2 separate regions of the Homo sapiens genome follow, and region 2 is linked to region 1. A link is a loop called in an ENCODE intact Hi-C map of the cell type or tissue named here. Cell type or tissue: heart right ventricle. All regions are shown on one strand. Links, peaks and the distances in the headings refer to the core of each region. The heading gives the core; the rest is flanking DNA. Region 1 overlaps PHACTR1 (phosphatase and actin regulator 1). Region 2 overlaps PHACTR1 (phosphatase and actin regulator 1).

What was found. Peaks named below come from ENCODE experiments on the same cell type or tissue, not always from the same donor. Only the 100,000 strongest peaks of a DNase experiment are listed, where the experiment ranks them.
Region 2: it touches region 1 in a loop (10-fold over the local background); 21 of 110 quality-filtered maps call a loop at or near these places.

What each region holds. Positions count from the first base shown.
Region 1 is chr6:12,908,117-12,913,499 of GRCh38, reverse strand. The region is part of intron 4 of PHACTR1 (phosphatase and actin regulator 1); the gene reads right to left. Among named protein-coding and RNA genes, the nearest start is that of PHACTR1, 190 kb to the right of the region's middle. In heart right ventricle, for the core only: CTCF peaks have their summits at 1,954 and 3,484; no DNase peak of the experiment used is centred there.
Region 2 is chr6:13,118,664-13,124,046 of GRCh38, reverse strand. The region is part of intron 5 of PHACTR1 (phosphatase and actin regulator 1); the gene reads right to left. Among named protein-coding and RNA genes, the nearest start is that of TBC1D7, 210 kb to the left of the region's middle. In heart right ventricle, for the core only: a CTCF peak has its summit at 2,944; a DNase peak (open chromatin) is centred at 3,026; H3K27ac peaks cover 655 bases.

The DNA.
Region 1 (5,383 bases), core at 70-5,069:
GATTTGAGAACAGTTTTATCCATTCGGACATTTCCTGGGGAGACATGGTCTCAGATGGAAGCTGTTAGCGTTTAATCAGTCCTACCAAGTTCAAGGTTGCCCAGTGCCTAACTGTCATATGGCTCTTTGGATTTGCAGCAACGGGGTCGTGGGACTTTGTGTGCTAAAATTTGAGTGAAGGTTTTGACATTTTAAGTGCTCTTGGGACACAGTGAGAGCTCACGGCCAATTTGCCTGACAGCCTAGCCTCACAGGCTAGTCACCTGATGACCTCTGGAGCCAGTGCTGTTCCATATTCTGCATGATCTCTTTCCAAGGAGACATCATCCTTTGTGCTTTTATCAGATGGGAACAATTTAAAATGTTTTGGTTGTATGTCTACCTTGGGTTTTTCTGTAGGAAACTTGGTTTCTGATCGGATATTGCTAAAGTATGCATGCTGGGAGATAGGGGAACAGGTATGAAGCTTTTTCAGGCATGACAAATCCCTCCTACAAAATATATTTATGATGGCTTTAAAAGCCAGGTTTTTGTTTGTTTGTTTTGAGACAGGGTCTCATTCCAGTTGCCCAGGCTGGAGTGCAGTGGCATAATCTCAGCTCACTGCAGCCTTGGCCTCTGGGGCTCAGGTGATCCTCCCACCTCAGCCTCTTGAGTAGCTGGGGCTACAGGCACGCACCACCACACCTGGCTAATTTTTTGTATTTTTAGTAGAGATGGGGTTTTGCCATATTGCCCTGGCTAATTTCGAACTCCTGGGCTCAAGCAATCTGCCTGCCTCAGCCTCCCAAAGTGATGGGATTACAGGCATGAGCCATTGCGCCCAGCCTACAAGCCAATTTTTTAGAACCTTCATTTCTTAGATAAATGAGGATGAAACAAACCTATTCCTCAGCAAAGGTATGCTATCAGGGTGGGGGAGTGGAAGGCATGGGGGAAACAGGCCCAACGTGAGTAACATCTACATCCCTTGCATGTTTACTTTTATACCAAGCATAGCTTCACTTTAGAGGTATGCACTAAAATTACCAGCCAGAAAAACCTTTTCAAAACTGGACAACGGAGTCTCTCTTTGGATAACATGATGTGGGCACCACAGATAATGGAAAAAATTACCAACATAGGCCCTCTGATTAGTGTTACAAATAGGGTCCCCTGGGGGCCTACCCTTGTCTGCTCTTGAGATTAAATGCTGTTTTGGGCCAAGCACGGTGGCTCATGCCTGTAATCCCAGCACTTTGGGAGGACAAGGTGGGTGGATCACCTGAGGTCAGGAGTTCAAGACCAGCCTGGCCAACATGGCAAAATCCCGTCTCTATTAAAAATACAAAAAAATTAGCCAGGCATGGTGGTGCATGCCTGTAATTCCAGCTACTCGAGAGGCTGAGGCCGGAGAATCACTTGAACCTGGGAGGCGGAGGTTGCAGTGAGCCGAGATCTCACCACTGCACTCCAGCCTGGGTGACAGAGCGAGATTCCGTCTCAAATAAATAAACAAACAAACAAATAAATAAATAAAATGCAGCTTTGAGGTACAACACTCATCACATGTCTCTCTGTCCTAAATGATGTATTTTCCTTTCACCTTCCTCTTTGATTGATTTGTTTTCAGGTAATAAAGTTAATAGAGCTTTCTGGAGAGGATTTCACAGTTGGTGGTGGAGAAGACTTAGCTACTTTAAATGACAATGAGATTATTTTGTAAAGCTCTTTGGAAAGGGTACAAAGGCACTTATAAATGTATCCATTATAAACCCCCTGAAAGATAGCAAAACTGCAAAGGCTGCTGGTTTTCAGCTGAGACGCCAGCGGTCACCCTGGATTTTTTTTTTAAACAAAAAATCATTTGAGTATCATAGGCTCTGGACTTTGCTTTTGAACTAGATAATCTTTGTGCCATCCTGCAGAAAAACAGCCACATTATTATTTAACATATGTTGCCCTCTAGCAGACACCTCAGTATTGCAAGCATTTTATTCAGAAATTGTTTTTACTTACCAGCTCTCTGGCAAGTTCACAGAAAAGCTAGACTTTCTCACCAGCTAAGATAAAGGATATGCAATATTTTTAAAAGTGTATTTTCCTCTGGGGATTCTTTTCCAAAGTAAGATATGGTGTGATATATATTCTAATTCTCTTTCTTTCTTTTTTTTTGGAAGACACAAAACCCCAATGTTGATTTCTGAAACACAAAGCCCCCAATGTCGATTTCTGCAGAAACTAGAAGAAACACAGAAAATTGAAACGAACCTACAAAGAGTTTGGAAATCACATATGGCCATGAGATCTATGGCTAGGCAGAATCCACAACATGGGAAGTCAGGAAATGAAAGGTAGTGAGCCTTCTAAGTCAACAGGGATTTCCTGAGCACCAGTTTTGCACAGCTTTGTTAAGTGTTGTAGGGGATTGGCTTGCAAACTGTTTGTGAGGTTGTGATTGGACACCTTGGGGACTGTTCCTCACCATCTCCATGCAGCCCCTTTGCCAGCCAAACTGAGCTTTCATGCCAGTCAGAAATGGTGTTTCCCTCTGAGCTCCTATGCCACTTTGCCACCCTTGGGATGCCTGCCACATGACACCATGCGCCACAGTTCTATGTGTACATGTCCCATCTTCCCATCTCTAAGGTTCCCAGAGACTCACTTGCTGAACTGCCATAGTGCAGCAGAGCCAGCCAGATCTGATTCAGATCCAGGCTTTGCCACTTAACCTGTCTTTGCACCTTAGTTTTCTCATCTGCAAAATGGGAAAATGCCCATCTTCATGACTATGTGGAAGATTAGAGAATGGCCTGCTCATAGTGGGCATCCAGTAGACGGCGGCTATTACTGACAAAAGGGGACTTCTGTCAATAATAATATGTACGTGCTCATGGTGCTGATGAACAAAGCTGCAACTGGATCCTTGGTTACTGTTTCCTAATTTACTTAAAGAGGAAAAAGTTGAAGGTATTTATTTTCACTTGGTAAAGCCTGTTTGTTTTTCTTAGCAATACATTTTCCTAGAGAAAAAAAGAATTTGATCAAGCAGATTTTCTTTTCCTATTTTTCAAAACAAGTACTATATGCATTTTGTTAGTGCATGAGTCTGCCAATTCTCATTGGCCTGGTATCCTCCTACGATTATGCTTGGACACCTATCACTAGACACCTAAGGTTTTATAAGACATGAACTGGCAAGTGGGAGACAAATGCATCCTGGGGGGCCATTATTAGAGTTTCAGTGGTTATGGCACATTGCTGCTGATAGATACACTAAAGGGCCTGATATAATCCTTGGTCTATCAGCTTATACAGTAGAGCTCGTCTAGGAAGATGTGCAGCAGAAAACCTGCCTACTCCTCCCTCTTGGCTGGTCTGGGGCCCCAAGTGTTTTATACAAAGCCTGGACTTGGCTCTGATCTACACAGAATTGAAGAGCAGATGGGCTCATATAAAGGAGCTGAGCCAAGGGAGATTAAGCAGCTCTGTTCTCTAGAACTCACTGCCACCACCAGGCGAAGGCTGCGGAGTTTGCCAGGGCAGGGCTGGACAGATACTGAAGGCAACTGGGATCTTCGAATGTGGGGCTTGGAGAGATCACCAATGGTTGTTTGTTAGAAGTTGAAGAATAGTGGGAATCGTAAGCCCTGGGTATGCAAGAGTGGTGAGCTTAGACGCTACTGGGCATGTCTTCTAGGGAAATTTCAAATATTCATGGGGGAGGTCCAAGGGAATGCTGCCGATCTTAAGTCACAGCAGCAGCCAGGATGCTCTCCCCTTGATTTAGGCATTGGTCCAGTTTCAAATGAACTCTCATGAAGACTCCACTTGGCAACTGTACTACACTGGCATTCAACCTGGAGGGGATACATGGGCCATTGTATTTACACTGCACTTTTACAAATGAGCAAGGTTGTTTTCACCTACTCATAACAATCATTTCTTTCATCTACCTCTTATGAAGACACCGCATCCGGCTCGATGCCATGCCCTTCATATTTTTAAATTCACATCCATGTTCAATTAGTGTAATTACAAAAATAAATTTAAAACCAATTACTCCCGCATATAATTATACATCTCACAACTCAGCATTTGCAGATAAAGGAAGCCATAGCTGTTATGACAATAGTTCCTAATAGCCTGGAACTGTGAATTAATTGCAGTTTAAGACGGCACCACAATGTAAATAGTGACATCGTTATTATTGCAAGATCACTGCACCACAAGGAAGAATAGGTTGCAGTGAAATTGTGGGAGAAGGGTCACTAGTTTCCATCAACATGTAACCAAATGGTGGGGAGATGGGCAAGAGTATGACATGAAATGACTGAAAAAGTTGGAGTCTTTAAGAAAAAAAATTTTGTTTTTAATCTTCCTGACCATTTGTTTCACTCACATCCACTCAAGTACTGAGGAGTCCTGGAGACTTCACCTCTGTGACAATGTGGGTCCTCACCTTGCCTCTCCACCTCCATTGCCTAAGTACTGCTATGCACTGATCATTTCTGTTTCCCCCCACCGTCTCCTCATGCCATCTTCTTCTCTCTATGCAGCCACCTGATGCATTTTGCTAAATTGAAATTTGACGGTATCATTTCTAGGCTTAAAATCATCCAGTGGTTCTTTATGGCTAGCAGGAAAGCGGTTCTCATGTTGTCAAGCAAACCTACAAGGACCTACAAGGAGATGTGCGGCTTCCTGCCTGCCATGGGTCATCTCCTTCCTCCTGTTCCTCCTACCGCTTGGGCATCCAGCACCCGGCTGACCTGCAGTTCCATGAGCACACTGTTCTTAACCTTTGCATGTGCCTGTGCTCCCTCTTTGTGGAGGACCACACAGAGGCTGGCCCCACTTCCCCACCCAGCTCCATGCCATAGTCACCTGCCCCATTCTTATCTGCCTTTCAAGATTCAGCTCACACTTCACCTCCTTTGCCAGACATTCCTTGACTGCTGCAGGCAGAATTGTCTCCTCCATCATATTTGCACAGCACCCTTTTTTTTTTTTAAATCTCTGCAACTGCACTTAGCACATTTTATTATTCTTTCCACGTATGCACTGGCTTCTTCACTAGACTGTGAATGCGTTAGGGACAGCCACCAAGCTTTCCATCCTATTTATCCCTGGGACTGAGCTCACTGCTTCATCTATAATAGGCAGTCTCCATATTATTGTCCAATTCTATTTTTAATTTCGGTTTATTTTCTTTACATAAACTCATAAAGTAAAACAGGAAAAGTTTGGTCTGGAGAAGCAAAGATGAAGGGGAACTCGATAACGATCTTGAAGAATTTGAAGGGTTGTCCTATGAGAAAGGATTTGGGCTTGTTCTACCAGGCCCAGGTGCGATTCTTGGTTGATGGATGGAAGGCATAGTGAGATAGATATTAGATCAATA
Region 2 (5,383 bases), core at 219-5,218, 210 kb before region 1:
CTCTATTTCCTTGGATCATCTGCACATGGGAGGACCTGCATCCCCCACCCAGCTAAGATAGCAAGCTCCCTGATTCCTTTGAGACTTGGGCTGTCTGACTTCGGGTGCAGGGTTCTTCATCTTCAAACCTGCCATTTGAAATACTGCACCTCAGGACTGCCTGTGTCCCCAGCCTCTGCCTCAGACCACACACCACTGTGAAGCCTGAAAGCATGCAACTCCTACCTGGCCCGGGCCACAGGTAACACAAGGGAATGTGATGGGAGCCTCTAGTGTGTGTGAGTCACAACATATACAAACACAATTCATCATGGTTTTGATTTCAACCTGCTGTTCTTTTTTCTGTTTCAGAAGAATGGTTATGCACATTGGCACTCTTGTCAAAATTTCAGTGATTCACAACAACAACAAAACACCCCAACTATACCCCTCCACCCTCAAATCGGCAAGAATGAAAGATAGCTTCTAATTTCATGGAGGATATTAATGACTTTCATTTTCCCTCATCAAAGCTGGCTGTAGGATCTAAATTTAGGTGGCCTTCCTGTTCCCATTTTAATATACACACCCATTATAAGCCTTTAAATGTTTAATGCTTTGCACCTGGGTGAGAGAAAGGGCCAAGCTGTTAAGCTCCTTGCTCTCCTTCTTGTCCTTCATTTATACTTCCATGACAGCCCCATTCAATGCTAACTCTGCTCCTCACTGTAAGAATATACAGATTTGGAGATTCCCTCAAAACCTTTAAAATGTTCCCACTACTAAATCTGATCCCTGGGGAGCTCAGCTGGGATTTCCCCATGCAGAGGGGAGAAAGGCAATGCGATTCTCTCCTAAGTCATTACCTACACCCAGGAGCTGGATACAGGCTGAGCTGGCTTTAGGTGAAATCATATAAGAAATGTTTATCTTCATATCCAAGCTATTTATTCTTTCACTCTTTTTTGGGGGGCCCTTTTCTCCTCCCAAGTTCTGAGAGCCACACTCTGGGAAATTTGCTACGTTCTTGATTTTTCTTTATGTTACTTCCAAATTCATCTTGTGAGCACTTCCTGAGACACTTCCCTGGTTTCTAAGAAGCCAGGTAATTAAACAAAATGAAAGAAACAAAAAACACTGAATATGTGCTGCCTCGAATGAATATTTGTATGGCACTGTGCAAGCTCATAGGTAGTAACCCTTGTTTGTCTTTAAAAGAACTAAAGACAGTGACTTTAACTCACAGAGTTGATCTCATGCTGAGAGCATCAGGCTAGACTGGATAAGTGGTCCTTCCGATGGCCCTAAAATCATGCCATGTACTCTCTAAGGGAATTATACCTAACAGTATCTTCCAATTTCCAAAAGTTGAATTCTCTTTAAAAATAAAAAAGTACACATACAAAAGATTTTAAGTATTTAAAAGTAGAAAGATCAGTACAATGAACCCCCATCTACTCATCCCCCATTTCAACAACTGTCACTAAAATTCTTACAAGTTTGACAAACAAATTGCCCTCATTCTAGCGGGAAAGTCCTGTATTGGGTAAGCCAATATATCAATAGCTTGACATTGTCAGGACACGTTAACCTACAAGCACCATGCTGATGTGCACACACATTTTTAAAGCTTTACTTCTTCTGACAGTTACGAAGCTCTTCTGAGATCAGGTGTGGAGGAAGCTCACCACATCTCTTCCCTTGGGAGGGTTCAACTTCACCTAATTACAGACATAAGCTGAATATGAATTTGGGGAATCAATCAGTAGCAGGTTATGCAATGCCAATTAAAAATAACCTTTGAAAATACAAGATACCTAGATGTAAAACACAAAGTCCTTACATACTGAAACTCTTAAAAATGTTTTCTTAAAACACTTATTTCAATCCTCATTGGATTGCCTACCATTTGGAAAGTGCGGGCAAGTATTCTATTAGGGAGGATGAGTCTTTATTGAAGAGTGGTGGCTGTCGGGCTCAGGAATAGACTGCCTCAGTATCACACAGAAGCAAAGGCAGTCACACCATAAATGTGTGGCATGTCATAATACTGCCTATATTTATTATAAGACTTTATGTATATATTTTCACATACATACTTATATACGCATATACACATATATATTTAAAACTCATGCAGTCCTGAACTTCACATTGCATGATGCATTTTCTGAACTCAGTAAGTCCCTGTTCCCAAGATTCCCAAACTGATTCACTGTGAAGCCTTGCTCATATGATCACCATCATTTCATGCACAGCCTGCTTTCCATGAAGATTGCTGCAGCCCTGGGCGAGGCCCTGTCTAGATTGAAAGAGACATCGATGTGTCTTCCTGCAGCCAGCCTTGCCTGTTCCCACCTAGCCTTCATATAGCTGCCAGATCTATTTGCTGGAAACCATGTCAGATCATATAAAATGTACCTTGAGTCCCTTTCATGTCTCTCCGTTGCTTATAGAATAAATTCACATTCATCAAATTGGCATGTGAGACCCCATGCAAACAATGTATCAAATAATAATAGCTACGATAATATCCTACATAGCAGAGTGTAATCGTTAACTCCTGTTTAATAGTTAACTATATAGACTTCTATGTTATAATTATATAATTAGTATATATGGTCAATAATATGAGAAGACGTGACCTATCTGAAGGAAGTACTATATTACCATTTTACAGAGGGGAAAACTGAGGCAGAAAGTGATTGGGTAGCTTTCCCAAGGTCACCTAGCTATTAAGTGACAGGATTGGGAGTTGGACCCAGGCAGCCTGGCTCTGGAGTCTGTGCCTCTCACCATTCCGTCCCCTGCCAGATCTCCCTTCTAAGTGCCTCCATCCCCAGCCCATCCACATTCTAGTGATTCCCTCCAGGCACACTGTACTTCTTTGCTGGCATCGCTTCCCCTATCTGGAAAACGCATCCATCTCAAGCTAGTGAAAGTTCCTTCTGCAGACCACCCAAGACCTAAGTTAACATCACTCCCTCCACATGGTGGTGCCCACGCCTCCTTTACACCCTTATCTGGTTCTGTCTTGTGTAGCTGGCTGTCAGCTGCACCTGTCTGAATGCCCGGCAGACCTCATGTTCTTTAGACTAGGGTGCCAGGCTTGTTCTTTGTCATCTGGGGGTTGGCACAGAGCTCCCAATCACCCTGTCACTGAGTTTAATGATACAAATGTGAAGACATACAGAGGCATCGCACACTGCAATGCTGGGTAAAAGTTTTCTCTACAAGAGGCAAACATGTGCTTTAAAATGACAACAATAATGAGGACTGCATGGAGTCCTTGCAGATGATGTCTTGCCTTTCCCCATGCCCCCTGTTTTTCCTACAAGTGGGGGCAGGGAAGAGAAGAGAGGAAGGGCAGCATGCCCTCTGCAGCCACAGCCATCCTGGCTTGCAGGATTACATAAAAGAGATGAGCCTAACAGTCTGTCAAGGAAGCAAGGAGGTCCCACACTCAAGGGCTAGCGAAAAGAAAAGAGAAAACCAGCCACCCCACCTTCGGCCTCCTCTAAATTGCTACCATCCCAAACCACTCCTACACTTTCTCCTCCCCACCCTGTGAAGACAGAAGTGGCCAGCAGCGTGCTTCGACAGTCAGCCTTCCTGGACTCTGTCCTTAACTCATTTAAGATCATCATTTTCCTATTAACTCTCCATGCCAAGAAGTCCTATCTCAGCAGTGTGGGTTTGGGATGTCACAGTGGGGCCCCTTGTTATTCAATTTCACTGGGTCTTCTGTTTTCCTACTTTGTTTAAATGGAATGTTTTTCTCCAGGAAAAAAAAAGGAGGGGAGGAAGAGAAGGAGAGAGGGAGAAGCAGGGAGGGAGAAGAAAGGAAGAAGGAGGAAAGGAAAAGTTAGTTTGCAAAGCTAGATTGTAGACCAGGAGGGAAGTCCTTCATATGTGGCAAGAATGAATAAAATATTTGTAAACTCTTGAGACACTGGCAAGGGAAGGTGTTTTCTCCACAGAGAAGAGGAGGCACCAGGAGAGGTATTTCCAGAACTAACGGACCATGTGTCCATGGGCCCCTTCACCACGTATTTCATCCAGCAGGTCGATTTGATGTGACAGGCAGGGTGCATCTCCAGGAAGCGACTCCCTCATAAATAAAGGTGGGTTTGAGTTGGATGTTTCCATACAAGGAAAAATCTGTGGCACACGCTCTTACCACTCAGACTTTGTCTCTACAAGTTTGGATTCCTGGAAAATGACACAGGGAAGGGTAACTGGGAAAAAGAACACCCGTCGGCTTCTCATGGAAACATCTGTTCTGCTGGAAGTGTTCCTGGAGCTGAAGGTGAGCTGTTGAGACCCCAGGTGCTAAAGCTTTAGCAGAAGCATTTATCCGCTCAGCCTCTCTCAGGCCCTGCCCTTCAGGGATGACCTGCTGGAGCACAGGCAGAGGTCTGAACCTCCTCCTCAGTAGGAAGCAGAGATGCAAAAGCAACAAACCTGGGACGTGAGTTGTAGCTGCAGGGGCTGGGAGCTCTGGGGGCCTCTTCCCCCAGCATCTATTCTGGGCTAGTGGGTCCCTGAGAGGCCTTCTTAGGGAACAGCCTCAGCACTCCCCATACATCACAGAGCCTCACCTTCCTCTAATGTGGAGAAAATTCATTTTCCCACTAGTGAGGTCAGTATGTGTAGGACTATACGGTAGCTTTCTGATGTTGTGAGAAAAGTGACCAAATTATCATGAAATTGGTAAACTTTATACGTGAAAAATCTCAAGTCAATTCTGAAGCCAAATGCTGTTTTCCAAGTAGTGTTAGAAGTTTAAATTAATCCCAGTGGGTTTTCCAAAGTGTATCACATGACGCTAGTCTCTGTTTGGGTATTGTTCTGGAAGAGAAGCTTTTCTTACCATGCACAAGGCCTAATTTGCTATCTTCCACCATGTGAGAAATATGCTTGGGGAGAAACAGAAATGAAGTTTAAAAAAACTATTTTTTTTATGAGGTAGATAAAGAGAGAGGCTGAAAAGAGAAGACAAGGAGAGGAGGTTTTTCGTAAGCCCTCTAATAAGGCGAGATGAAACCTTTGTTCAGGGTCTATTATGTGCTAGGTGCTTTTTGACTCATAGGAACTCTCAATAGTTCCTAGCATTAGAAGTAGTATCATTCCCATTTTACAGATGAGGCAACTGAGGCTCAGAGCACCGCAAGAATCATCCAAAAGTGAGTCTAGTATGTAGCTAAATAGAGTTGCAAACTCAGGTAGTTCTAGCTGCAGTGCCTGGGCTCTTTCCACTGCGCCATGCTGCCCTTCTTAGAAAGGGCCCTGGGCCAGGCACAGTGGCTCACGCCGTAATCCCAACACTTTAGGAGGCTGAGGCAGGCAGATCACGAGATCAGGAGTTTGAGATCAACCTGGACAACATGGTGAAATCCTGTCT